Regions from separate parts of the Mus musculus genome. Here regions 2, 3, 4, 5, 6 and 7 are each linked to region 1. The links are chromatin loops, found by intact Hi-C in ENCODE. Cell type or tissue: heart. All regions are shown on one strand.

The links. A loop is a pair of places that touch in the nucleus more often than their neighbours do. Peaks named below come from ENCODE experiments on the same cell type or tissue, not always from the same donor. Only the 100,000 strongest peaks of a DNase experiment are listed, where the experiment ranks them.
Region 2: it touches region 1 in a loop (5-fold over the local background); 4 of 42 quality-filtered maps call a loop at or near these places.
Region 3: a loop joins it to region 1, with 2.2 times the contacts of the local background. A loop is called at or near these places in 4 of 42 quality-filtered maps.
Region 4: it touches region 1 in a loop (7-fold over the local background); 41 of 42 quality-filtered maps call a loop at or near these places.
Region 5: it touches region 1 in a loop (5-fold over the local background); 23 of 42 quality-filtered maps call a loop at or near these places.
Region 6: it touches region 1 in a loop (3-fold over the local background); 19 of 42 quality-filtered maps call a loop at or near these places.
Region 7: it touches region 1 in a loop (5-fold over the local background); 27 of 42 quality-filtered maps call a loop at or near these places.

What each region holds. Positions count from the first base shown.
Region 1 is chr10:21,463,620-21,467,619 of GRCm38, forward strand. No RefSeq gene overlaps it. Among named protein-coding and RNA genes, the nearest start is that of Aldh8a1, 88 kb to the left of the region's middle. In heart, no CTCF peak of the experiment used is centred here; a DNase peak (open chromatin) is centred at 1,962; H3K4me3 peaks cover 430 bases; H3K27me3 peaks cover 259 bases.
Region 2 is chr10:21,781,181-21,785,180 of GRCm38, forward strand. No RefSeq gene overlaps it. Among named protein-coding and RNA genes, the nearest start is that of Platr6, 75 kb to the right of the region's middle. In heart, a CTCF peak has its summit at 2,455; a DNase peak (open chromatin) is centred at 2,491.
Region 3 is chr10:21,543,328-21,547,327 of GRCm38, forward strand. No RefSeq gene overlaps it. Among named protein-coding and RNA genes, the nearest start is that of Gm33892, 26 kb to the right of the region's middle. In heart, no CTCF peak of the experiment used is centred here; a DNase peak (open chromatin) is centred at 2,334.
Region 4 is chr10:21,993,893-21,997,892 of GRCm38, forward strand. Sgk1 (serum/glucocorticoid regulated kinase 1) reads left to right here. Exons shown (of 14, transcript NM_001161845.2): 4 at 1,074-1,149; 5 at 1,582-1,657; 6 at 1,902-2,006; 7 at 2,134-2,217; 8 at 2,331-2,462; 9 at 2,667-2,779; 10 at 3,087-3,210; 11 at 3,450-3,545. Among named protein-coding and RNA genes, the nearest start is that of Gm34267, 63 kb to the right of the region's middle. In heart, CTCF peaks have their summits at 1,538 (motif pointing left) and 2,241 (motif pointing left); DNase peaks (open chromatin) are centred at 119, 709, 2,239 and 3,349; H3K4me3 peaks cover 2,452 bases; H3K27ac peaks cover 1,381 bases.
Region 5 is chr10:21,381,187-21,385,186 of GRCm38, forward strand. Aldh8a1 (aldehyde dehydrogenase 8 family, member A1) reads left to right here. Exons shown (of 7, transcript NM_178713.4): 3 at 1,106-1,261; 4 at 3,450-3,599. Among named protein-coding and RNA genes, the nearest start is that of Aldh8a1, 5.9 kb to the left of the region's middle. In heart, a CTCF peak has its summit at 1,927; no DNase peak of the experiment used is centred here; H3K27me3 peaks cover 1,095 bases.
Region 6 is chr10:21,599,349-21,603,348 of GRCm38, forward strand. All of the region lies in intron 2 of 1700020N01Rik (RIKEN cDNA 1700020N01 gene), which reads left to right. Among named protein-coding and RNA genes, the nearest start is that of 1700020N01Rik, 8.2 kb to the left of the region's middle. In heart, a CTCF peak has its summit at 1,770 (motif pointing right); a DNase peak (open chromatin) is centred at 1,773.
Region 7 is chr10:22,008,265-22,012,264 of GRCm38, forward strand. No RefSeq gene overlaps it. Among named protein-coding and RNA genes, the nearest start is that of Gm34267, 48 kb to the right of the region's middle. In heart, CTCF peaks have their summits at 1,059 (motif pointing right) and 2,080 (motif pointing left); a DNase peak (open chromatin) is centred at 2,067.

The sequences.
Region 1 (4,000 bases):
CCACCCTTAGAATTAGTCATGATTGTCTTATTAGACAAATTTACATTAATTCTTCAGTTAGGATCTAAAATAATGAGCTTCATGATGACCTTGCCATATATAACTGCAGCTGTACTGAGCTCCTCTTACAAATACATTTTAACATTGCCTGTTGACTATCTTTACCTCCGACACTAATGGGGCTAACACTTTTATGAAGCCAGCAGAGTCAGAACTTTCCAGAAGCTCATATACAGCTATGCTCCTCTGATGTTTTAAGTGATCTCTTGCTTTCAGCCCACAATGGCTTGCTTCCTTTTATTTTTGGAAATCATCTACTTTGGAAATATTTATATTTCTTATATTTATATTTTAAGAGTAGCATCTATTAAATAGTTATTTCACTTAGAAATCAGACTCATTCTGTTTGGGGATGATATAATTACAATAGACAATGTGGATATGCAAATGTATTTTCAGCAGATAAGTAAGGACAAAACTGAATGACCATAGGGAGTTTCTGGCTTGAAATTAATTTATTCTCCTAAAAATATTTCTTGTTTTACTTAACTGTTCTTTATTAGAACACAATAGACCCAATGTAGACAAAGTCTCACCCCAATCCTGACAAACAACTCATCTTCAGGGGTCCTGTTTTTCTAGCTATTAAATGAAGGGACCATTTTGTGGAGGAAATAGTTCTAAATGGTTAGGGTGAGTAAAGTATTGTGTTTTCTGGAGTCTTGCATGCAGTTGTTTTGCCGTGGTACATAATTTGGTGGAATCTAATTGTATACTGAGGCCAAGTTCTTCTGAATAGCATCTCAGCATCTTCCTACTGTGGTTTTAAATTGCTTTTCTGTCTCATTTCCCTCCTGGCTTCCTCCTGGGCTCTTGCTTCTTTCTCAGTGTTGCTAAAATGTCTTCTCTTGGGGAGATAGAAACAATGTCTACCCTTCCCACAGAGGTCCAAAGGACAAAGGGAGGCATGGATCCACCAAATATTGACTCTGGGGCAATCTGTGAATTTATTAGGCTTACTGACAGAGCAATGGAGTTTGGAGACAGGATCATGTACAGCCTTAAAGCCACCACACTGGAATATCTGTATCCAACATGAATGGTAACTGCCCCTTTGGCTATAGGTGGGACCCCTCCCCAGTCCTTTCCAGTCTATAAACGCCAAGCTCTTCTTTGATGTCATGTGCAATTAGGGCAGACTAGCATACGCCTAATTGGAAGGAGTTGCTGGATACCCAGGTGATGGTCCTGTGACCCTCCCTGACCATCCTTCTATGAGGGACGGGGAAGAGTCAACAAGCCCAGCTGTGGAGATCCTTTGTAAGTTTATACAGGTGAACTTCATGAAGATGGTGGCAGATTGGCTCTGTGGATGCTCTCAGTGAACTCTTGACTCTGGGCTTCCTCCTCCCCATCACCCTGAGATGCTGCACATACTTAAAAAAAGAAAAATAACATCAACAACATATTTTGTTTTGTTTTCCTATCTCCAAAGTTAGGGTCCTGATGTGGGAACAGGTCTGGCCTCTCAAACACAGTGAAAGCAGCAAACACCTGAGAACAAGAAAGATGAGCTAACAAATAAACTTGACCAAGACACAGCTACATGCTTGTTTGCAGCACCGCCCCGGGCAATGTCCGGAATTGAAGCAAGATGCACACAGAGATCGATAGCAAAATGGACACGGCCCTTGAAGCAGATAGTTGCCGAGTCGACCCTGGAAAGTAGCATAAGAGGCTGGGAAACGTGTTAGGCAACGCGTTTTGGATGGCAACCCACTTGAGCTTTGGAGAGCCCGCGAAGATAAAACATTCTGAAATATTAGTTGTCTTGGGAAATTGGGGTACAGAAAAGAGAGCGCTTTTGTATCACAAGATGGCTTGGAAACGGATAGATCGCCACTAGGTGACGCTGTTTCTTCATCTGTGAATCTTTCTTGTCGCATCTCCAACCCCACTCCCGACAGCCTGCAGCTTGGGTCAGTGCTGTCTAAGGTCGCTGCTTGGGATCCATCTTTGCCCTGCCGTGGCTGGAGCAAGGCCAGAATGAAAGACACCTTAGTTTCCCTTGGATTCCTCCGTTGTAAAACACGGGGTCCTGCAATTGGTGATTCTGAAACACTTCTCCATTTACTTTTCTTATATGCATCTATAACTTTAAAATGCTAAGGCTGGGCACGTTCTGCCTTTTTATATAAGCAAACAAGCAGACACTTGCACACAAGTGCCACTCCTCAACCAAATCTCAGTTAGATAATTAGACTGAAAACACACTGGGCAAGGATCGGATGAACACTGGCACACCTGTATGCACTGGCATGTTCTTGAGCTTCCTACACAGTTCCCATGTAAGACCTCAGTTATGTGCTCAGCGAGGGTAGAGCTATGGAGAGTCTTAGAGGTTTCACAGACCGTTCACCAGAGGGAAAAGCTGTTCTGCAACCATACCTCTTTAGTTCTAGAACTTTCTTCTTGGCTCTGGGTCAGCTGGACCCTGGGCTTCCTTGTGTGAGTTATGGAATTTCACACAGGAGTTCTGCTTGCTTAAACCTCTTGTGATCACTGATGGACACGGACACCTAGCTCCGGTGTGAGCTGTTTCCTGCCTTCATCTCTAGCAGAGATCCAAGAAGGGTGGCTTGCTCCAGATGTTTTCCATCCTGTGGTTGTTATGCCAAGGCAAGAATACAGCAGTGGGGCCAATCATGTTGCTGCGTACATTTCTGGGCCAGCGTTCCTTGTCTCTTCTTGATGCTAGTCATTAATGGAGCCTGGATCTGTTCAGTGCAGACAGGCTGTTTTCCCTTGGCCAGCTGGAAGGTTGATTGTCTGCTCTGTCTTACAGGATTTGTAAGAACCAGATGCCCCTTGTAAACAAGATTGCCCACCCGTAGCCTACCATGAAAATGCCACCTCAATAGGAGGAGAGACTTGGAGAAATCTAAAGAAATTTGGCAACATGAATCTGGGATGGGGTAGAGAAAATTTGAAAGCACAGATATTTAAGTCTACTACTTTGCAATCCTGGTTCGTGGTTTTTTTTTTTTTTTCCATTTAAGTGATGTTGGATTTCAACTTTGTCTTTTCTTCATCTAATGTAATGGTAAAAGTTTTATTTTTAATAAATATTAAAGTTCCCATTCTTTAAGAAGATAAAAATAGCAATAATCTCCAAATGCACCAGCCCCCCACTCCTCTCCCCTCTGCCCCCTGCCTCTCTCCCCTCTGCCCCCACCCCTTTCCCCTCTGCCCCCACCCCTCTCCCCTCTGCCCCCACCCCTCTCCCCTCTGCCCCCCCCCCGCCTCTCTCCCTTCTGCCCCCACCCCTCTCCCCTCTGCCCCTATCCCTCTCCCCTCTGCCCCCACCCCTGTCCCCTTTGCCCCCTGCCTCTCTCCCCTTTGCCCCCACCCCTCTCCCCTCTGCCCCCTGCCTCTCTCCCCTCTGCCCCCATCCCTCTCCCCTCTGCCCCTCTCCTCTCTGTCCCCTGCCTCTCTCCCCTCTGCCCCCATCCCTCTCCCCTCTGCCCCTCTCCTCTCTGCCCCCTGCCTCTCTCCCCTCTGCCCCCACCCCTCTCCCTCTGCCCCCACCCCTCTCTCCTCTGCCCCTCTCCTCTCTCCCCTCTGCCCCCACCCCTCTCCCTCTGCCCCCACCCCTCTCTCCTCTGCCCCTCTCCTCTCTGCCCCTTGCCCCTCTCCCCTCTGCCCCCACCCCTCTCCCTCTGCCCCCACCCCTCTCTCCTCTGCCCCTCTCCTCTTTGCCCCCTGCCTCTCTCCCCTCTGCCCCCACCCTTCTCCCTCTGCCCCCACCCCTCTCTCCTCTGCCCCTCTCCTCTCTGCCCCCTGCCTCTCTCCCCTCTGCCCCCACCCCTCTCTCCTCTGCCCCACCCCTCTCCCCTGTACCGATGGCCCAGCATCTCTCTCACTAGCTCAGTTCAGCTCCAGTGTTCACAGCTAACAAGGTTTCATTAATGTGGAATGGGAATTTGGCCTTTGCTTCCAA
Region 2 (4,000 bases), 320 kb after region 1:
CCTTGGTATAAGGTTATCTGGTAATTCTTAATTAAGGGTAAAGGTAATTAGAGGGATAATGTAATTAAATTAAAGTGAGTTTATTAGGGGAGACCTTTATGCAAAATGGCATCTGTTAAAGATGGGATCTAGGCTTGTCACATAGAAGGAAGACAGGGTGAGGGTCTAAGGCAGTGGCTCTCAGCCTCCCTAATGCTACGACCCTTTAATACAGTTTCTCATGTTGTAGTGACCCTAACCATTAATATATTTTTCTTGCTCCTTTGTAACTATAATTTTGCTACTGTTATGAATTAAAATGTAAACATCTGATATTTCCTATGGTCTTAGGCAATCCTTGTAAGAGGGCTACTCACCCCCCACACACACACACAAGGGGTCGAGACCCACAGGTCGGTTAACACTGGTGTAAGGGGGAGAAAAACCATCCAAATGCCTAATGCCAAGGAGAGGGGTCTCAGGAGAAATCAAGCCAGCTAATACGTTGATCTTACTCTTCCCGCCCCCAGAACAAGGAAGGGCTACGTATATTCTTGTTTCAGAAGTCTTGTGTGTTCTTCTTGGCTATAGCAGCCTGGAAATGAAAGGAGTTTCCTTTCTTCACAATACAATATTGCTTTGCTTTGCTTTACTCTGCCGGAGACTCCTGAGTATTTTCACTGGGCAGCTCCTAGAATTAGCATTCTTGGGCAGGCCATTAGGCACTTGCAATGTGGCTTGTCTCAACAGAGTGTTAGTCCAGGGATCAAGCTTACTGTGTTTCAAAGACAGTATAAAAAGAAGAAGGAGCACATTATCATGATTTTATGTTAGATATATGCGAAAATGAAGTTATTTCTGATATATGAATATAACTGAAGTGAAGTATTAGTTTTACCTCTTCTCCTTTACTCTTTTACCTTACTCCTTTTCCTTCTCCCCCTCCTCCTTTTCCTCCTCCTCCTCCTTCTCCCCCTCTTCCTCCTCCTTCTTCTTGTTCTTCTTGTCTTTTTGAAATAGAGTCACTATGTAGTCTGGTCTCAAGCTCAAACTTGAAATCCTCCTGCCTCAGCCTCTTGAAGCTAGAATTGCAGATGAGTGTCATGTTTTCGGCTCTTTGGATGAGGCCGCTAGTAAATTTTAAATTCCCCGCTGTGGTTTGCACTCCATCTCTGTTGGCCAGACACAGCTAGAGCACAGCGTGGGATGTAAGACCTCCCTGACCTGGCATCTCGTGATTGCCATCTCATCTAAAATCACCATGGAAACTAACCTCAGGGTGTTTCTGGGCAGAATTTTTCAGATTAGGTTAATTGGGGTAGGAAGAAGCACCCTAGGTGTGAATGGTGCCATTCCATGGGATGGGGCCCCAGGCTGAATAAAAGGGGAGAAAGTGAGCTGAAAATAATCACACTTTGCTTCCTGACTGCAGATACCATATGACCATCAGCGACTTCCCACTCCTGCTTCTACACCCCTCTTCCCATGATGAATGTATGCCCTTGAACTATAAGGCAAAATAAACTCACCTTCTCTTCTCTCCTTCTGTCTGTCCTTCCATCCTTTCTCTCTCCCTCCCTTCTGTTCTTCCTCCCTCCCTCCCTCCCTCCCTCTCTCCCTCCCTCCCTCCCTCCCTCCCTCCCTCCCTCCCTCCCTCCCTCCCTCCCTTCCTTCCTTTGCCTCTTGTCATGCATTTTGTCACAGGAGTGAGAAGTCACTAATACACCCACCCTCTCAACCACCAGCAACAACAGATTGATCTTTCTATTTCATCCCGACCCCTGGACTGACCTAAGTCAACCCCTATTCAGCCTTCATGTGTCAGTCACCTATCACAACAGGAAGATTATGGGCCCATCTAGGCACGCCCACTGTTTGGCTAGACTAGGTGCCCTTCCTCCACATACCTGTAATTTCCCATGTATCCCTATAGCTTGAATCACAGCATGGTTTAACAAGCATATGCTATCTCCCTGTCCTCTGACATGTGAACACCTTGAGGGCCTCTTATTCGTATGAATACCACAACACCTGGCCCATTCGGTCCTTAATAAATGCCTTGTGGATGAGGGAGTGCTTTCAGGGTGAGGTGGACACGGTTTCTGCCACAAGGCCAGAGGAGATGCTGCCAGACTGAGCCAAGGAGATAGAAGGCAGGGCTCAGTAAGCAGAACTCATGAGCCTCGACGAGGGAGAGGGGAGGAGTCAGCGATGCTCCCAGATTCTAGCCAGGCGACATGTTTTCAACACATAGATTATTTTCTTGACATCCTTTTTTCATCGAAGCACAAGCTAAATAATTAATTTTTACTCTGAGCATCTACGCTTCTCAAAAAGAAGCGTTTCATCCCTAGAACCTCACTGCTTCCTACAACACCGCCTTGGCCATCGTCTTAGAGGACAGGCTGGCTTTGTGCTTGGGCTGCTACTGGACAGACTGCAGGGAGCCTTGCTTCCTGACATGAAGTGCATATCCAGCAGGTGCCTCCTGCTCCTCACTTAACACAACAGCATCTGCCAGGACAATCATTTTGCCGTATTTGGAGACAGGAAAACGATGAGTCACCTTAAGTCAAAGAAAGTCCTTAGAAAAGAAGATTCATCGCCAAGTTCTATGACTTCATTCTATATTCCTTCCACCAGATGACATCTGCCCCAAGGGACCAAACAAAGGAAAGCTGAACAAACAGATTGGTTTCTTCTACTCCACCACCACCACCACCACCACCACCACCACCACCACCCTGGGTTTTCTGCCTCTGCTTATCATTTTTATGACCCAGAGACAGTTGTGAAGAATACAAGCAGTAAACAGCATGAGTAAGAGAGAGGGTGACAGAGGGGTAGAAGGAAGTATTCATCAAATGACTACTGGAGAGGAGACGGGGCAGGGTGACATTTGCGTGCTGATGAAATCACTCACGGTGAGCACTCCGTTGGATCTCTCTCCTTACATCACTTTGCCTGTTTTCTTCTCTTCATATTTATGCCTCTTCACAGCATCATCTGAGATTATTCTGGTGATCCAGAAGGTATTTTTATAGAGTAATAATTCCATCTAGCTTCTGCATCAGATTACCAACTCCCTTGACGCAAGGACCAATTTGATCTAATACAATCCAATATATAGAGAAATATGGTTATGTAGTAATCACTGGGTATTTGGAGAATTAATAAAGTCATCGTAAAAGCCAGACATCCAGAGGAAAGTAATTTTTATGTAGAATGGTATAGTTTTAACGAAAAGTAAATTTAATTGTATGTATGAACTTTGACTCTGGCAGCCCGTGTATAGCTAATACTTCAAGGTTGATTTTGTCGTTTACTTTATTTCCTGATGATGCCAAGATTCCTACAGCCATACAAGGAAACCTTGACAAGCCCTGAACTGTATGCAGCTAATTGTAGGGGTGAAAAAGAAGGATTCTTGTAGCTAAGACACCAGTAAGGAACCACAGAAAGCCCCATTATACTTCCGTATCCGAGCAAAGGTAAACGAACAATCTGAAGAATTCTTAAGGTGTATGAGAACTCTCATTTTTTTTGAAGATTATCCTAACCATTATCCTGGAGCAAGATGGTTCAGCAGGGAAAAGAGGCTTGCCACCAAAACTCACAGTCTGAGTTCCCGAATTCAGTAGTGCCTGGAGCCAACATGGTAGAAAGAGAGAACAGACTCTTGCAAATTGCTGTCTGACCTCTATACACATGTGCCTGCCTACACACACACACACACACAATTAATTTATTAAAATACTAACCATGGGTACATTTTTTACCCTGATTCAAGATCACATTAGTCCAATGGCAAGCAAGCCTATCTTTGTGGACATTGAGCCTCATTCACTGTCTTTCCAGTCTTTTATATATTTATGTATTTATTACCATGGAGTTCTTAGCAAAGAGTGCAATTATTTCATACACATCGCATTGTTCTCCCCCGACCCCAGACTTAGAATTGTCGGTCTCCTGCACTGAATTGGACATATCTTAGAATTAGAACAGGACAGAATGTTGCCTT
Region 3 (4,000 bases), 80 kb after region 1:
CTCCTCCTCTTGCTTTCCTCAACCTCTTCTTCCTTTTCCTCCTCTTCCTTCTCCTCTTCTTCCTCCTCTTCCTAGTCCTCTTCCTTCTCCTCCTCCCCCTTTATCATCATCTTTTTCTTTTTCTTCCTCCTCCTCTTCCTCTTCTTTTATAGACATCTCACACTGTTATACCAAGCTAAATCACAATCCTCCCTCATCCTCCAGAGGGTACAGGTTTATACCACCACACCTAGTGCTGTTACAAAAGTATTATAAAAGCCCATAATACAATCCAAAGTTTTAGAGAGGGGGTTATATTGTTATATAGCCCTGCACTAATATCTGTTGTAGGGGAGGATTTTTTTTTCCTCTACCCGAATCAGATCTTATGAAGCAAAGATTTGTATAATCTTTCACACTTGCCAACACTGCTGCACAATGCAGAGTGAATTACATGTTCTGCCACAGCCCTCTCTCCTCCACTCTCCCCCACCCACTGCTCTGCAGTCTTCAAAAACAGTCTACTTTTCTACCAGGGAAAGAAAAAGAGACTATTAGTTTGTGCTGGACAAAGTAAAGGAATTACTGAGCTAACTACAAGCTGGATACATGTAGAATCAATATAATTTTCCATTGGCTGGCTCAAAAATGTATTCAAATCATGTAGTTTTTGAAATGCTAACCATTGGGATTTAGTTCCTAATAGGAAGGTTTGGGGGATACTTTCCCTGATGAATATCCCCATTAGTGAATTTGAATAGCAAATTGCCTGTAATCATACACAGCAATCTTCATGTTTTATTCATGGTTCCAGAAGGGCATGTGTGTTTTGTCCCTCTACTGGGTAAGACCACAGAAAAGTAGACGAAAAGCAAGGTAGGGAGAAACAGCTGTGTCCTGTTAGTTGATAGACTCTTATTTTAGGATTTGCCTGTGAATTTTAATTCATTCTCAAGTACCCAGAACCCGACTTGGAGGTAGATTCTTGTTAAAAAACATGACAATGCTTAAGAATCATAGATTTTTGTATGAGTCCCTTGAAGCAATACATTAAATAAATGCACAGTGGCTATCTGGGGGAGTTCATGATTTAATTGAAACACATGGAGGCATGCAGAGTGACATTTCACTCACGTGCTGAGTGAGCTCCAGGTTCCTTGTCCAGGTAAACAGCCCATCTTTGTAACAGTAAGACTAGAGGTAGAGAGTAACACAGGCTTCCTACCAGAATAACAATGGCTCCTTCTGCATAGTACTCTCCTAGATGCTCAAATGTCATTTCTTGTTGTTTTCTTGACAAAGCTAGATCTTAATATCTCCACTTTATTCCTCAGGAGAACAAGAGGTATAGAGAATATTGGAACCTGTACAGAGAAGAGAATGTGATACGAGACTGGGGATTGGGGAGGGGGGGTCGCATTCAGAATCTTAGCCACACCACTGAGGGCCTCTGCGGACTGTAACAATCAGACTTACCCTCCTTATGCCCATCCTTGACAGACTGGGAAAAGGCCTCACAGGACTGCAAGAGCCAAAGGCAGGAAAGAACTTGAGAAGTTCACTTAAATTTTCAGGAAGCTGTGGCGTGCACCTTTGGAAACTGTACCCTGTGTTTAGGATGTCTTCTTCAGTTTCCCCTTTTCAACATTCAGTGGCTCAGGACGCTCATTTCTGGGTTTTGTTGCTACAGCCACAGGGTCCTGATCAAGACAGTAGCATTGTGACTAAAGGCTGAGCTCTGGGAGCAGCCTCACATTGACCTAAGTTATCTGTAGTTCTCAGGTGTAATAATGTAACTATGCATGTAGCACAGGCACGGTCCTGCTGTATTGGTGATGCCTGTTTGCTCTTAGGGTTTTTGGACACATGTTCGCCAGCCGCGTGAAACTGTCCATTCCAGTACAGAATTCTTATCACCCACAATGAGTGTTTACTGGTCTCCCTACTACAGATGCTCGGGCACTCAGGTGTATCTTCATGGTTTCACACACTCAACTGTGTTTTCCATAGAAAACACTGCAGGGACCTCCACCCACCCAAACACAATTTATATTTAGTTCTTAAGACAAGAACTTGCTTGATCAAGACTAAAATCAAAGGGAAGATGAGACTGGTGGAGCCTGGCCAGGGAGGAAGGAGCCGAAAAGTCCTGGTGGTGGAGAAACTGCAGAGAAACCTCTGACCCTGGAGCTCATGCAGAGAAGCAACAGCAACCTCGAGCTGACAGAGTTGTATTAGACTATAAATGCTTCCAAATATCTGTTGCCGGGAAGTGGATGACATGGTAAATTGCTCCACAGATTGACTACTCAATTCAGTGATTTCCTGAGTCAGGGGTTGCCAGAAAAGCAAGCCCTGGGATTGCTGTCTCCAGGCCTGCTTCCTCTGTTTCCTGCTGTAGGAAGGCCTGTTTCCTGCAGAGAGACGCCTGATTACAGAGCACTATTTTAGAAGGCTGCAGCCTAGGTGACCCGTCAGGATTTTTGTTTGATATTGATTTGAATAGTGTGGCAACCGTGGACATCACAGGAGTAGAGATTCTTTTAAAAAGTGTGAAGTGGTTCAAAAGCAAACACGATTAGGGATGGGAGGTGGACAGCTTTCATCTCAGCAATTTTGGAGCGTTGGGTTTTGTTTTGGGGAATGGCCCTCTTTTCATCACAGCACGGTGGGTTTTGTTTGGTTGGTTGGTTTTGTTACTGTTGTTGTTGTTGTTTTTAATCAGAACTGAATTTTGAACAATGAGGGTAATATTTGTCTGTGACCAGATCTGAACTAAAGCCTGCCTTTGAGAGGAAGCATCAAGAGGCTGGGGTAAGACGACCTTGAGCCACAGCAGGGGGTTCTGGAGGAAAAGCTGCTTTCATCTCAGTTCAGAACTGCTTTTCTATGCATTCTGGCAGCAATTCTTACCTCACAACCCAAATGAAATGAGAACAATTATCAAACGATGCCAGAAAAATAGCTAACTATCTGTATGAAAACACTACTAGAGTCTTCCTTGATGTCAAAGTCAAAAATTGATCAAGGTGAATGAAGTCATTGTACACACTAAAACAGCTGGAGAGAAACTGAAACAGAGTAAGTTGTTTGTTTGATCTTGCTATGGAAATGAGCTTTCTAAGAAAGAAAAAGGGAGCGTCAAGGGGAAGATTGCTACAATTGATAATGTAAAGAAAGAGCATGCAGACATCTACATGTCTATGAAAATGTCAATCAGTTTTCAATAAGCAGAATTGTTGAATACTTTTGGCAACACATATAACACTGTTACTGTCATTACAAGACAGACTCTTATAAACAGCAAATATATATATATATATATATATATGTATATATATATATATATATATATATATATATATATATTAGGTAAAAATACTTAACCGTTGAGAAATACAAGTGGCTAATAAGCAAACAGTTCAAGGTCATTCCTTGATAATTAAAGGAATGAAGAGGGAGCCAAGAGGATGTCAATTTTTCCCATCAAATCAAGAGAGGTAAAATATTGATATCCTGTGAGACACTGAAGGTAATACTGACAAGGATAAAGATAAATACAATTTTCTGAAGAGCAATTTAGTGTATTTACTTTCTTAAAAGTCTTAAAAGCATTGTCCTTCGATTCAGAGATTCTATTTCTTAGGTTACCCTAAAGGAAAATGATAGACATGCAGAATGAATTACATCCAACCAGAGTCACATGACATCATGTCTTGGTACTGGGAACACCACCAATGTTCAATACCAGGGACATAAATGATAGAGCCACATGACAACTTGTAATGCAATTGTTAGAAGGCATGTTTCTAAAAATGACAAATGGAATCCTGGAAATGTGGGTTTTTTTTTTTAAATAAAATAAAACAAGAAGAATATAAAGCAATGTGTTCTAAATACTGAAAGAGGAGGAAGGCATAGTCAAATAAGAAAAATAATGTATCTATTAAGAAAAGGACACATGGCCCACACCAGAAGTTAACGAAAGTTTGTGGTTTTTTTTCTGTTGGAGGATAGCGGA
Region 4 (4,000 bases), 530 kb after region 1:
AAAGCACAAAAAAGGCGTTTTCGGAAGCGACTCGGCCGTGCACAAGGGCCATTTGTTTGTTTTGGGACTGGGGCAGGAAATCTTGCCGGCCTGAGTCACGGCGGCTCCTTCAAGGAAACGTCAGTGCTCGCCGGTCGCCGTCGCCCGCTGTGCGCCCCTCGGTCCGCAGCTATGGGCGAGATGCAGGGCGCGCTGGCTCGGGCTCGGCTCGAGTCCCTGCTCCGGCCCCGCCACAAAAAGCGGGCGGAGGCTCAGAAAAGGAGCGAGTCCGTCCTGCTGAGCGGACTGGGTAAGTGTCGCCGCCCGGCTCTTAGGGACGGGGTGCGTGGAGATCGGGATAGGGTACAGCGCGGGAACCTGGAGGCTGCGCGTTGGGCCGGGGACGGGACACCGAGGAGGGGAGAGGTCGGCGGTGACCGTGCACTGCGGTGTCCACTCGGGAAGCACGGGAGAGGAAATGGAAAATCACCGAGGCTCTCCACCCCTCCAGTGCCCTCCTCCGGCCCAGGCAGACAGAGGCAGAGTGCATCCCGGTGCGGGGTCCTGCTCACGCAGCCCGCGGAAGCCTCGGTCCTGCCCAGGGCGGCTCGCCTGGCTCACTCAGGACACGGTGGCCAGTCGCCCATCTTCTCGCAACTCAGTCTACAGCCTGCTAGGCGGCTGGGCTGGGGGGTGGAGCCTCATGGCGGGCGGAGCCTGGAGATGGGCGGCTCTGAGCCGCTTCCTCCTTCTGCCGGCCCCGCCCTTTCGCGGCGCAGGGCTTATAAAGCCGGTCGCGCGGCCGGAGCGCACTGTTGTCTTAGCCGGTTTCACTGCTCCCCTCAGTCTCTTTTGGGCTCTTTCCGGGCATCGGGACGATGACCGTCAAAGCCGAGGCTGCTCGAAGCACCCTTACCTACTCCAGAATGAGGGGAATGGTAGCGATTCTCATCGGTGAGTGCTGGAAAAGCACCGGACTTGTGTGTGTAGGAGAGCCGGCATCGGTTTTGAAGGTTCAGGATCAGATTAGCGTGTGGCGTCGGATGTTACAGAGCCCCCTAACCATCTCCCCTTTTCCTCTCTTTAAATTATAGCTTTTATGAAACAGAGAAGGATGGGCCTGAACGATTTTATTCAGAAGATTGCCAGCAACACCTATGCATGCAAACAGTAAGTTTTGGGTTATTGGGGAAAATAGAAAGAATTGTTTAAATTTACTAGCAGCGAAGACTTCATGGGGCGGGGGTGGTGGTGCTGGAGCTGAGATCTTTCCTCCGGGGTAGATAGATCTCTTCTGGTCTTGAACATTTTGCTTATTTGAAACATTTTAAACATTATTAATTTATGGGTAGAGTTTGGATCGGAGGTTTAAGATTAATTCTCGTGAATGTTCACCAAAATCCACGTCCCTCAATAAACAAACCTTAATTTGTATTTAACTGGGTTATTTTCTTACCTTTTTTTTTTTTTTTTTTTGTAAGCAATTCCTTGGGATGTTTTCGGTTTAAATACCGAACGGTTGAGTCAGAAATAGAACTTATGTCTGTGTGCCCTCTGGTGGCGAATTTAAGAGTTTCTAAAATGGCCCTTTAATCTCCACAGCGCTGAAGTTCAGTCCATTTTGAAAATGTCCCATCCTCAGGAGCCGGAGCTTATGAACGCTAACCCCTCTCCTCCGGTAAGTATATCTTGACTGTGGAGGAAAATTATAAATGTATCCGTATTTTCCTGTAGGGGTTAGTCAAGGCAGTATTTGTAAAAACTATCAAGGCGGGATTGTCTAGTCACATCACAAGTGGCTTAAGTGTTTAAGTACTGAGTCACTGGGATGTTTTGAAAGACATATTTCATAAGGTATTTTATGTGTTAACAGTAAGGCTGTGTGCAGCGTACGTATTAAAGGATGATGCTTTGTTTTCTAGCCAAGTCCCTCTCAACAAATCAACCTGGGTCCGTCCTCCAACCCTCACGCCAAACCCTCCGACTTTCACTTCTTGAAAGTGATCGGAAAGGGCAGTTTTGGAAAGGTAAGTTCAACCAAAAGTTCATCTTTTCCAAAAGATGAAAACTTTGCATCTCGACTCTTTCATGCATTCACTTTTATCTTCTCCCTGGATGAGGATAGAAAAATGACTGTCCGATTTGACATTTCAGGTTCTTCTGGCTAGGCACAAGGCAGAAGAAGTATTCTATGCAGTCAAAGTTTTACAGAAGAAAGCCATCCTGAAGAAGAAAGAGGTAAGGGTGACCCCTGGTGGCCGGGGCTCGCAGGCCTGGTGAAGAATTTCTACCCTGTGGTTTGCTGCCCTGTTGAAATCTGAATTTGCCACTAAATCTCATCTCTCTCCTAGGAGAAGCATATTATGTCAGAGCGGAATGTTCTGTTGAAGAATGTGAAGCACCCTTTCCTGGTGGGCCTTCACTTCTCATTCCAGACCGCTGACAAGCTCTACTTTGTCCTGGACTACATTAATGGTGGAGAGGTGAGCCGAGGCATCCACCTTGATGGTGGGAGTGGGGCTGCTCCTGTTTGCATTGCTTGGTTTGGGTTTGAGATGAGCTTTTAAAAGATACTTGAGAGAGAAACTTACTCAGAATTAAGCTATTTCAGGCCACTTCCTTCAAGCTTTCTCTTTCGGGCCTGACTAAACGACCCCACTAAGCCTCAGTTTCTTTGTCTCTCGCAGCTGTTCTACCATCTCCAGAGGGAGCGCTGCTTCCTGGAACCACGGGCTCGATTCTACGCAGCTGAAATAGCCAGTGCCCTGGGCTATCTGCACTCCCTAAACATCGTTTATAGGTGAGCCAAAGGTTCAAAGCTACCTTGAATGCTGGAGAGGGAGGCCAGGCTGAGCCTTTGGAGTCCTAAAATAATGAGATATTATGTGCACTTTGGTCACCTCTAACAATTCCCTAGCATGTGAGTTGTCTCAACTGCCCATACCAAGAGGGTGGTGCATAATCCTAACAGCCCAACTAAGGCTCCTTTCTGTGATTGGCTGTGGAACAGGAGTGGATTAGCAATCTTCTTAATACCCAAGCAATCTTTACAGAGGGTTTGTCATGAAGTCAAGCTAACCTACCTGTGTAACTACTTTTTCCTACAGAGACTTAAAACCTGAGAATATTCTCCTAGACTCCCAGGGGCACATCGTCCTCACTGACTTTGGGCTCTGCAAAGAGAATATTGAGCATAACGGGACAACATCTACCTTCTGTGGCACGCCTGAGGTAGGCAGTCTGACGCAGTGCCCGGTGTATACACACAGGGGACCAGTGGACATCACAAAGCACAGAGGTTTTAACTAAGAAGCAATCCAAATACACACACACACACACACACACACACACACGCACGCAAGACGAGGTGGGGAGGGGAGCCAGTTGACCCTGGCTCTTTTCAAAGCACATGTTTGCTGTGCGGACTGCCAGGTTCTGAGAGCTAACCCCTCTCTCTGGTGTCATTTCAGTATCTGGCTCCTGAGGTCCTCCATAAGCAGCCGTATGACCGGACGGTGGACTGGTGGTGTCTTGGGGCTGTCCTGTATGAGATGCTCTACGGCCTGGTGAGTAACACACAGCATCGTGCCCAGAACACTTCTAAGACATATGTGGACTTGCTCGTGCAGGCTTAGCTACCGTGGCTTCTCTGTGTCAGAAGCCTTATCAAAAGCTTTAGTAAAGGAGACAACTGGCTATTTTACATTTTATAATTTTATAAATAAGTCTTTTGGATCTTTTTTCAATAGTCTTGTTCGAATCTCAGGGCAGGTTCAAGTACTGAAAATTGAACCCACCCTCTCCAGTGGGTTTCTTCTGCACAGTATACTACAGTTTACTTAACCTGCCCAGTATTAGCCCCATCGCACGCATGCGCATTCTCTCTCTCTCTCCCTCTCTTCCCAGTAGGGGTTGTAAGATAGCCAGGGAAGGGGCCAGCTTAATACTCGGAACTCAGCACTTTATATCTAGTAGACACTAGACAAAACTTGAGTTGACTCAGAAGGAATTCCCTTCCTTT
Region 5 (4,000 bases), 82 kb before region 1:
AGCTTACACGCTTGCTTCTCAAGGCAATAGCAGAGATGGAGGCGAAAGCATGAGAAGAAGGCCAAGTCTTGTGGCTGATATGCTCTGCCCCACTGCAATAAGTCAGGGGCTGATCCCAAAGCGACATGGTGGGAGAATACACTCTGCCTATTTGGTGGAAGGAGCTACAAGAGTCTACAGCAAAGTATGGACTGGGGAGACAGGAGGACCTAGGGGTGGCCATGCAATCCACTGCTCTAGTCAGAGGTTCCCGAGTACAGACAGTGTGAAGAGCAGCTTGGCTTCTGTTGTGTTTCAGCATTTCAGCCCACATTTTCTCTCCCTCCCAAAGGACAGAGGGATAGCGTGGATACCCATTAATTTCATAATGTCTTTAGGAAAAGTCATGCAGTATTGAAATATGCCTGCCATTAGCCAACCTAAAGTTAGGAATCCGGTGACAGGCCCTTAGAGCAGATTTCTTCAAAGTCCGTGTGGTGATGCTTGCCTGACATCACATTGCTCAGGTTGCTGAGGCAGGAGGATTGTAAATCCTGGCAGCCAGGCTTACAGTGATAGCCTGACTCCCCTTCCCACTCTCCCCACACCTGACCCACACAAAGGAAAGAAGAAAAAAGGAAAGGAAAGGAAAGGAAAGGAAAGGAAAGGTCAATTTTTCTTTTTTTCGTGTTCTTGTGTGGGTGGTTGTATTTCATCACTGAGGGTCACCTGGGAGAAGCTCAAGAAAGGACCCTCCTACTCCATGCGGAACCCAGCATCCTGTGCTGTGTTCTCAACCGGGCCTTTTGATGGCTTCTGTGTGTTTGGAGGCTGTTTAAGGACACACACAGTCATTTTCCAACCCCGTCGTTTCAAAGCTGCTAACGCCCGTGTGTGTGGAACGGTGGCATCTGGTACATTCATGATGAAAGCTTGAGGTGTTCACAGAGACGATCTAGCTCTATTTTAAACCCACCTCCACCTCAACCTCACGCCCAAATATTTCATCACTCGATCCATGCAAGTGCGGTGAAGAAGTGCCTCGGGCGGGCTGGTATTGAGCGTAGGGTCAGACGACTCCACGTGAAACACACAGGCAGCATTTTATGTTGTTCATTTTCCACAGGGAAAACCCTCACGCTGGCAAGGACCATGGACATTCCTCGGTCTGTTCTGAACTTCCGGTTCTTCGCTTCCTCCAACCTGCACCACGTATCGGAGTGCACACAGATGAGCCACCTGGGCTGTATGCATTACACCGTTCGCACCCCGGTGGGAATTGGTAGGTGGCATCCAAAGAGAACCTGTATCAGAAAGTTCGGAAAATTCTAGGCACTGACTACTAGGGGCCAGACTAAGGAAACACAAGGGGTCGGTTTTTCTACTTTTGCTGAAAATTCGTTGGCTTTAAAAATGAATCTAGTTCATTCTCAATGTGTCAAAGTCTCCCTTTTGCAGAAACTTCATCCTGGGAGATCATAGCAGGAGGGCATGTCGGGAGTGCTTTCTTGCTTGTAAACAGAATAAGAAAACATCAAATCCAGACAGTGCCACTGTTTAGGCGTCAGGGTTGCATTCTCTGCACACTTCAGAACTCTGAAAACTGGGACGTTCGTTCTCTTTCATATTTATATGATTCATTAAGATAAGAAATTTGAGTAAATTAGTAAGCTAGGGGAGGCAGGAAGATCAGAAGTACCAGGTTATCTATCCTTGGCTGCATAGTGAGTCTGGAGTCAGCCTGGACGACACAAGACCCTGTCTTAAAAAAAAAAAAAAAAAAGAACCCAATAAATAAGTATGTGGCCCTTCAAGTAAGGTCAGTTGTCTAGTAAATAAGCGTTAACCAAGTTATTATTTTATTTGCCTCATCCTTTAAGTGTCTGAAATGACTAAGTATAATCAGTAGATGTCGCTGGTGTCCTTTAAGCGCCCGAAATGGCTAAATCTAATCAGTAGATATTGCTGTTGTCTTTTAAGTGTCCGAAATAACTATAATCAGCAGATGTCGCTATTTCCCCTGGGAAGAAACACCACCTTTCTTCTCAAATATTCAGATTACAAAAAGAAAGCAAATGAAACATTTCACTCTCTTGATTCTCTGAACCTGCTAGAAATTATTTCCCAAGGCATCATGGGAAGTTTTAATTTACTAAGAAGCATCTGAACATGTTTTGTTGTGAATATATTTTGTTACTCTGAAAGACCAGATTTTTCTTTGGGAAATCTAGTATAATAAAATATACTTATTTCCACAGGGCAAAAATATAAAATAGAATAAATCTATTTTTCAAATCATAAGGGAGACCTCATATTTGTGTAGGCTAAGGATAGAAACTGGACACTTTGAGAATATTTCATAGAGGGGGCTGAGAGATAACTCAGTGATTAAGAGTGCTGGCTGTTCTTCTAGAGGTGCTGAATTCAATACCCAGTAACCACATGGCAGCTCACAACCATCTGTAATGGGATCCGATGCCCCTTCTGGTACACAAGTGTACATGCAGATACAGCACTCATATACATTAAATAAATAAATAAATCTTTTTAAAAATACTTCAGTGAGATACATTCAGCCATTTCCAACTTGTGGTTCAAGATAGCTGTGAATGGGCATAATATACAAAATTGTAAGTTATTTATAACATCATGAGATCCTTTGGGTCATTTGGGGGAGGGGGCTCAAGACAGGGTTTCTTTGTATAGCTCCGGCTGTCCTGTAGACCAGGCTAGCCTCGAACTCAGAAATCCACTTGCCTCTGCCTCCCAAGTGCTGAGATTAAAGGCGTGTGCCACCACTGCCTGGCCCCTTTGGGTCATTTTAAAGTAAACTGATTGCCTGGTTCTTGAGTATAAACTTGGTAGATCATAATTTTGTGTCACAAAGTCCAAAGATTGCTATATTGGATTTTATTTTCGACCTCCTCAATTGCCAGGGAGGATTTTCTAGTCTGTATGTCAGAGTCCATCAACGTAACCATTGGCCAGTCCCTAGTCGAATAGTCACAATTATTTTGTGCCTGTTGAATGCATAATTCAGCAATGTCTGAGCTTTAATGTCTTAGTGTCAGGAGGCTAGAGACAGAGGTGGGGGAGCCCAGCAGAAAACAGCAGCTAAACAGCTTAATTCTGCCCTGTGAGAAGGCTTTCTTTAAAAAGGAAAGATCAGGCTACAGGTTTCAATATGCATTCTATTCCGAACACATTGGCAAGCTACTGGCAGCCTTCAGCCCTGCAGTTCATATTGTCTTGGCTCCTAATTATAACTGTAGCTTATGAAGAGGATAGAAAATGTATCGACTTTGCTGTTGTATGGGGTGAATTGCTTGCAAGGTGTTTGAGAATAACTTGCCAGGTTGGCTTAAAGTGAAGTTTGGGTTTTCTGAGCAGGACAGAATTGTGTGAGGAATGCCACCCAGCTGTCTGTCTCTGAGGCAGATGAGAACTGTGCTTTTCTTCTTACCCTGTAGCTGGTTTGATCAGCCCTTGGAATTTACCACTCTACCTGCTGACCTGGAAGATAGCTCCGGCCATCGCTGCTGGGAATACCGTGATAGCCAAGCCCAGTGAGATGACTTCTGTGACTGCCTGGATGTTTTGTAAACTCTTGGATAAAGCAGGTAACAGGATGTGGGGACAGGGAGAAGACTCAGAGCGAGGGCACACTTGTTAGAAGCAATCTTCACCCAAAGCTAAATTGACTCCAGTGCTGTCTTGCCATTTTGTAAGCCTGATACTTCCTAGGTATGCCTTCATCCACAGCAGGGTTCTCTTCTATTAACCCCATAGGGGTGTCACCATGGAACAGCATCACCCCATAGGCTGAGAGCATTGTAGTAAATATTGCAGGCTTAGAGGTCACATCAAAGGCACCGACTAGTTCAAGATAGTATCATCAAGTCACTTGAAATTTAAGTTTGAGCTACCAGTCAGCCTTGGAAGTTGGGTATTCCTAGAGTTAGTGTAGTGGAACTATGCTTAATAGATTCAGCCATTTTCAAGAGGTTTAAATATCCATCCC
Region 6 (4,000 bases), 140 kb after region 1:
GACTACTGCATGAGACAGCACAGATATAAAACAACTATCTACTTTACTCACTCTGTCCAGCTACTTCAGCTACTCCAACTACTCTGGCTACTCCACTCCTATAACACTTGTTAGACTTTGGGATTATCCTGTTTATGTCTTTGCCAAATTCTCTTTGTTTGTTTGTTTCATTGGTTTTGATATGTTAAGTCCCAAAGACCAGGGGCTTCATTTTATTCTGTCATGGCCACAGAACTCAGTACACTGTCAATCAATCTTAAATATTTGGTAAAAGGACTTCAGTAAGAAATCATTGTGTTGTTAGACTAATGGGATTCGCATGTGGTTTCTGTTTCTCACCTTTCCTCCCTTCTGATATCTTCCATCTAGGGAGACTTACACAAGTACTGACTGTCTGTTTCCTTTCGTTTTTTCAAGCTCTATCATAAGTAGCCTGCGTTGTCTGGACCTTACAGAGTTTCCAGCATTGGTTGGAATTGGGTTGGTTTCTAGGGGAAGTACTCTCTGAGCTACCTTTGATGTTATCTCAAGTTCACATTCCACTTGCACCAAGCAAGAAGAAGACCTTCAAAGCAACCTTCTGGGATTTTTCCTGTCTTTCTTTTCCCCATTGGCCATTACAAAGGTAAACTGCCCATTGTTATGATTTCAGCCAATGGTCTGTGGTCAGTTGTGGGCCCTGCAAAACTACCAAAAGGCTGAGCATTTCCCTGCATTGCTGCTCTGGAGCAGCTCCGGGCTTGCTCTTAACCTCTGTGTGACAGTGCACAATGGGTTCAGATCTGTTTGTGCTCATTGCCTCCATTGTAAAAGGAAAAGCACACTAGAGTTTATGTCCAGTGTAGGAGTATAGAGAACGGAACCACAGACAGAGGCCCTCACACACAGTCAGGCAATGTGGTGGGTTGACCTACCATCTAATGTCTGTCCAAAGTGCAGACAGAGTGTTGGAGTAGAATTATGTTCTAAGTAGAATAGGAAAAGTAAGTGGGCTTTAGAAAGAATTCCTGCTCTTTCTATACTTAGAGAGGTTTACAGAAGTGTTTCCTGATTCACCCTGCCCTTCCTAACACCTCTTCTCTCCACACTCTGCTGATCTCTGAATTATACTGCATCCTAGCTCGGGAAACCTAGTAGACTGGATTGACTGAAAACCTAGTAGAAGGGTTGCTGCATTTAAGATTGGTCTGTTTTCAACTTAGAGTTCATTCATTCATTATGAGATAGACCTTTGTCCTCCTACTATGTGTAAGAATTGGAGATGAGAACAGAAAAAAAAAAACAAAACAAAAACAGTTTAATCATTCAGCTAGCCGTGATTGAGTGCCTTGAAGGAGAAGGTGGTTTCACAAGATTGAGTTGAGCCCCTTCTGTTAAAGGCCATATGGGAGAGAGGCTTTAGTGGGGGTGTGGGGTAAAGTTCTAAACAGTGGGAGAAGCAAATTTCAGCCTACTGAGGTGGGAAATAATCTAGCATAATCGAGAGACTATTAAACAGTGGCCCAGGCTGTACCCCAGGGGCCTCCCAGGTCAGTAAAAATGAATCAGAGCTTGTTTTATGCTTTTCTCCACGAAGGGGCTGAGAATTTACGGCCCTTAGTGATGTTCCGCCACTGTTTACCTGATACTTGGAGTTTAGCTTCTACATGGTGTGACAAGCCCATCGAAATTTTGACTTTCCCATGTGCCTTAGTGGTAGACCTATAAATCCCTTCACTTCTGTTTGGAAGTTCTCTGAGCCAAGTCACCTGCTTGCAATAGCAGGCTGTGGGCACTAGGGGGCAAGGGAACGTTTTCCTACATTTCTTTTGGTAAGCCAGTGAATGGTGACTGTCCATGGGCTTTGACCTTTGACCTTCACATTGAGTTAATGAGGGAGGTCATACCACATGTGCAGGCCATCGCTTTTCTCATCTTATTGAAGCATTACAAAACCAAGCCAGCAGATCTCTGAGATTACAGGTATGATTTAATGCTCTCTGAATTCAAGAAGCTGCCTCAATCGGGGGTCACTGAAGCCGTGGGGGTTCATGATAATGGTTTAGAAACATCAACAGAACATATTTCAAAGGACTTCTCAAAATCTTTAACTCTAGTCTCAGGGACTAAAAGGGACACATAGTCTAGAAAACAGGGTCTTCAGCAGCCTTCCAAGACTGTTCCCTGCTAGGATGGGGACTGGGAGCGGAACCAGAGAGATGCTGGAATCTTAACTGTGTTATTGGCAGGCCTAGGCCGTCTGAGTTGATAAACCATTACTAGGAACACAGTGAGATTTCCACTTGGAGTTAGGTGTTGCTGGGTTTTTGCTGCACTTCTGGAAGCTGTGTTTGCAACACATAATAAATAATGATACCTCTAGGGGAAACAGAAAAATAGACAAGGCTACTCATTACTGCAAATTGGTCATGGAGTGACTGGGTGGTGCAAACCTCACACCGGTCATATTACAGTGATTGCTGCAGACAGCAGTCCTATGCCAGTCACGAGGAAAATCAAATAATTAGCAGATGTCATCAGTGCCAATCTGTTGGTGTTTAAAAATGGACCGAGTGAATCAGCAAACTATTTAGGAAAGTAAGGCTGTGCCGATCATTCTGTCATGAGAAGCCTTGTGTGAACAATATGGCCTATGTGTCATTAGGGTACTTCAGCATGACCATGAGAAAGAAAATGGAGGCCTGTATATCCAGCATAACGACAAGAGCCAGCTATGTTTACAAGTACCACACTGCGCAGATGCCTTTAAACTTTCAAACAGTATTTAAAACAAATGACTAAGGCAATGTCTCACTGTGATTATTGTCACTGTCACCATTAAAAGCAAATGACACAGTTTAAAGTGAGACACAAGCTCTCCTCTCTAGATGCATTGATGATGGAATAGGAATAGGCGTGGACATAAGAAGTATGTAGATAGAGATGAAGTGACTACAGGCACAATAAAAATAGACGAGCATCACTTATGGAAATGGAATAGAGTAGCCGTAGGCCTAACACTGAGGGACTCTGTCTAAGCATCATTGCGTTTACACTTGAGAGCAGTCCTGTGTTGGCTTCCTATTATCCCATTCTCCTCATAGATGTAGGGGAGGAGACTTGGGAAAGTGGTCCCAGATGTGAAAACAAGTCTGCCATCTCTAGTGGGACACTATTCCTTCCAAGCACTTTGTCCCTGCACAGGTACCCTACATTTCTGCCGCAGTGTTTGCTTGTGTCTATGTAACAACACCGCATCTTCTAGGTGCATTTCTACTATTCTGATGTTACCATTTGTACCATTCCTAACAACACAAATGTAAACTCTGTTGTGTTTGAGGCCAATTCTGCATTCGGTTGTAATCCTAGCAAGTCCTTACCATGTACTATGAACTGTGCTAAACATCTCACATACCGTAGTTATGTAGGGTAAATGTTATTCCCATTTTACACATAAAGAAGCTGAGGCTTAAGAGAAACGAAGTGACTTTCAAATAGTAACAGATCTAGGGCACAATTAAACAAGACCCTGAACCTGGTCTGTCGGCACCCAAAGGGTCACATATTCCCATAAAGCTGTGCTGCTCAGGTGCTCTGCTGACCGCTAAGGGGCTTCATTCAACATGGGCTTCACCACCAGCTTCTCCATGGATAAGATAATTAGGACGAAAAGTAGGTCTGTGTCTCCCCACAGCGACCCGGATGGCATCTGAGTCAGTGTGCAAGGAAGAGATCTTTGTCATTTTTCCAATTATCTCTGCTTGGGGCTATGTTCCCTAGGGGCTCTCAGGCTATGGGAACTGGTGAGAAGTGTAAACTCAGTGAACTGAAGGAATGGTAGACTGTCCCCAGTGCGCACATGCTCCCAGGGAAAAGAGTGCTTCAAGCAACAACCGGGGTTTATTTTTCTTTTTTCTTTTATTGTATATTTTCTTTTACTTACATTTCAAATGTTATCACCTTTCCAGGTCTCCCCTCTGGAAACCCCTATCCCATCCACCCTGCCCTGCCTCTATAAGGG
Region 7 (4,000 bases), 540 kb after region 1:
CCGTTTCCCTCTTGATCTTCTCGGGCACTCAGATGGTCGAGTCCACATTTGAAGCTCCTTTTGCTGTGGTTCAGCCTCTCGTGCTCTTTCCAGATCAATACAAAATAAATCTGGTGAGTGCTTTTGAAGGTCGAACCCTGCACTGTGACTAAAATAAAATGTGGGCCTCACCTTCAGGAACGCTTCAGTCCAGTCATAGAGACGTGTGACAGTCAAGTGATCATGCAAACACCCTTTCTTACCTCGCTTGTCTCTGGAAATGAGAATGTTTTATTTACTGCAGCTCAGCAGAAGTCGAACTTCCCCATGAACAAGAGTGTGTTGGAGGGCAGCTCATGTTGTCAAACTGGACGCTCCTCTGTAGAAGTCAGCACCGAGAGGAGAGAGGTCCCCCTGCCCCCAGTACATTGATTGCTCTTTTTCACTCTCAACAGTGGGGCTCAGACTCCAAACACCCAGGTCTGAAGCCTGTCACCACTTATACATTATCTCTTGGATCTCACTATTTTCTGTAAAATGTAAATATTTTAACTTTTAGCCACGACCAACTATTATATCCTATCATGTGGTCTTGGATCATTTAGGAAAAGGATTCACTATTCAGTTAGAACTCTTAACCACTGAGCCATCTCTCCAGCCTGGGGATCTCCTGTACATGTGTGTGTGTGTTTACATGTATGTGGCTATAGACAAGAACATATGAACCATGTACGCATGTGTATGTGAAGGCCTGAGAGGAAACTGGAGATCTGTCTCAATTGTATGCAACCTTATTTTTTGAGGCAGGATCTGTCAATTGAGTCCAGAGCTTACTCACGTTGACTAAACTAGCTAGGCAGTGGCTCTGAGACCCTTCTCTGTGTTAGAATTGCAGGTTGGCCACCAACCATATTCACCCAACATTTATGTGGGTTCTGGACATAGAACTCTGGACCTCGGGCTTGCATGCAAACACTCTATCCACCGAACCATCCTTGCCTCTGAATACAAACAAGATATTCACTAAAAATTTTATTTATTTATTTAATATATGTGAGTAAACTGTAGCTGTCCTCAGACACCAGAAGAGGGCATCAGATCCCATTACAGATGGTTGTGAGCCACCATGTGGTTACTGGGAATTGAACTCAGGACCTCTGGAAGAGCAGTCAGTGCTCTTAACCTTTGAGCCATCTCTCTAGCACCCAGGGTTTTGTCTTTTAAAAAGTGCTCTGTGACTACAACATTTTCAGTATCCTCTGCAGCTAGGCTATGGCAGATGTTATACATTTAATTGTCCAGGTAAAGGAAGAAGTATATGTTAGCACTTTCTTAGGCCTCATAACTATTGAGTGGGGGACATGGAACTAAACTTGACTATTGTCTAAGCTATGTCACTGTCAACTGTCTTCCTGTGCAGACTTTCAGAGCAGAGGAAATATATCAAAAGTTGTTGTTCCAGTTCTGAAAGAGTGTGTTGATGTGTGTTTGAGTATTGGTGTACGAATGTGTGTGTGTGTGTGTGTGTGTGTGTGTGTGTGTGTGTGTGCATATGAATGTGCCTGAGCCAGTGTGAGCAAGGGTCTGTGAGTGAGAATTTTGGTGGGTGTTGATTGTGAGTGTGTGCATGTGTGTGGTTGTGAGTGTGAGTGTGTGAGAGCCTGTGTATGAGTCTGTGTGTGAACGTTTGTGCTAGTATGAGTCCGTACATGAATGCTGCTTTGTGTATACGTGTGCGTGTGTTTGGGTTTGGTTGTTGATTTTTAAAACAGGGTTCTGCGTAGCCTAGGATGGCCTTAAACATTCTGTGTAGCTAAGAATGCCTCTGAGGTTTCGCTCTTTCTTCCCTGCCCGATTTTGCTGGACTGGAGATTTTAGCTTCGTGCATGTCAGGCAAGTACTTAGCCAGATGAGTCACACCCACAGTCCCTATAATAGAATCTTTTAATTAAGCTTATACAGGTTTATACACCCCCCCCGCCCCCCCAAAACATCCGAAAAGAGAGGGCAAGGTTAAAGGGCGCCATTGCTTCAGCAGCGCAGAAGCAGTAACGTGTTGAGGGATTAGGTTCGTGCTGCCATCTGGTGGTTGTACCGGGGACAACAACACAAACAGGACAAGTGATTGTTCATGCGCTAGAACAGAAGCAGAATTCAAGGCGGGCAGCTGGTCTCAAACGCTGGTCTTCTCTCTTGCCTCCGAAAATCTAAGACTGTTAATATTTTCTCTTCATTTCCCCACAAAGAGTTAGGAGTCTAAGATTCTTCTCAGGCGACTCCTAGAATCTAAGCAGCTCTGTTACCTTAAGCGCATGCAGGCTTGGGGAGGTGTCTGCCCACTTCTGTTCGTGCTGCTATTTCACTATACTGAAGCTTAATCTGGCTACGGGCTTGTCATTTTCCTTCTGGCTCCTCACACCAAGGACTTCTCAAGGATGCCCAACTGGGTGAGTCCTCCTTGGCTGGATGCTATATTAATAGGATTTGGGAAAGCAGGAAAGTGCAAGCCAAGTGTCACTAGAAGGAAGCTCTGATTGCCAAAAGGTGTTTCAGTTGCGCTACCACGCTGGTGTGACGTGAGGAGATTGAAAAGAAGTAAGCCTAGAAGGAGAATGGCAGGTGCAACTCCCCCCGCCCCCCCCGTCCCCCCCCCCCCACACACACACTAGGGGCCAAGGGCATGGCTCATGCAGTCCCTATAGCAACTGGGCCTCTTCAAAAGCAACAGCAGCCAGAATCATAGTCTTGGATTCTGCTTCAACAATCAAGGACTAAAGACATTTTTTTGGAAAAACAGCGTGCCAGTATTGAACTTGCATAGATTTGTGTTTCTAACCATTTTCTTTTTTTTTTAATTAGGTATTTTCTTCATTTACATTTCCAATACTATCCCAAAAGTCCCCCATACCCTCCCCACCCCCACTTCCCTACCCACCCACTCCCACTTTTTGGTCCTGGCGTTCCCCTGTACTGGGGCATATAAAGTTTGCAAGTCCAATGGGCCTCTCTTTCCAGTGATGGCCGACTAGGCCATCTTTTGATACATATGCAGCTAGAGTCAAGAGCTCCAGGGTACTGGTTAGTTCATAATGTTGTTCCACCTATAGGGTTTCTAACCATTTTCTGAAGGAATACGTAGACACTGTTTGCATAGCCGATGTTTTGTGTTAGATACTCCAAGTTACCTACAGACGCTTATAGTGTATGAGAAATGCGCACAGGTTATCTGCAACTGTTTTTCTATTGTATATGGGACTTAAACTCATACATTTAGTGATTCAACATGGGGAAGAATCTGAGATCAATGCCCCAGACTTCCAGCTTGTGATTCCTGGCTCTGGGCTCTTCAAAATCAAAGTCTAGGGCCAGCAAGATGAGTCAGTGGGTAAGATGCTTGCCGCCATGTCTCAACCTCATCTCCCAGGTTGTCCTCTAACCTGAACATGTGTGACGTGACATGGTGCGTGTGTGAGCACCCTAGAGAAATAAATACATAAATAATAAATATAAGCAAATCTATTGGTCTGTGAAAGACCATCCGTCTCAGATATGCTAGCAGAGAGCCGGCGAGAGGACCAAGCTCCAGAAGGCTTCACTCTGGGCTCTGGAAGAGAGCATTCTTGGGGGCCAAGGTCAGTGTACTGCCTGTTTCATGTCAACTGGTCACAATCGAGAGTCATCAGAGAGGAAGGAGCCTCCAGGAGGTCCAGCTGTAAGGCGTTTTCTCAACTAGTGATGAAACAGGGAGGGCTCATTGTGGGTGATGCCATCCCTAGCTGGTGGTCCTGGGTTCTATAAGAAAATAAGCTGAGCAAGCCAGTAAGTTACATCCCTCCATGGCCTCTGCATAGGCTCCTGCCTTCAGGTTCCTGCCCTGTGTGAGTTCCTGCCCTGATTTCCTTCCATGATGAACAGCAGTGCGGAAGTGTAAGCTGAATCAACCCTTTCCTCCCCAACTTGCTGTTTTGCTCACAGTGATTCACCATAGCAGTGGACACTGTAGTTAGCGCAGTCACTGAGC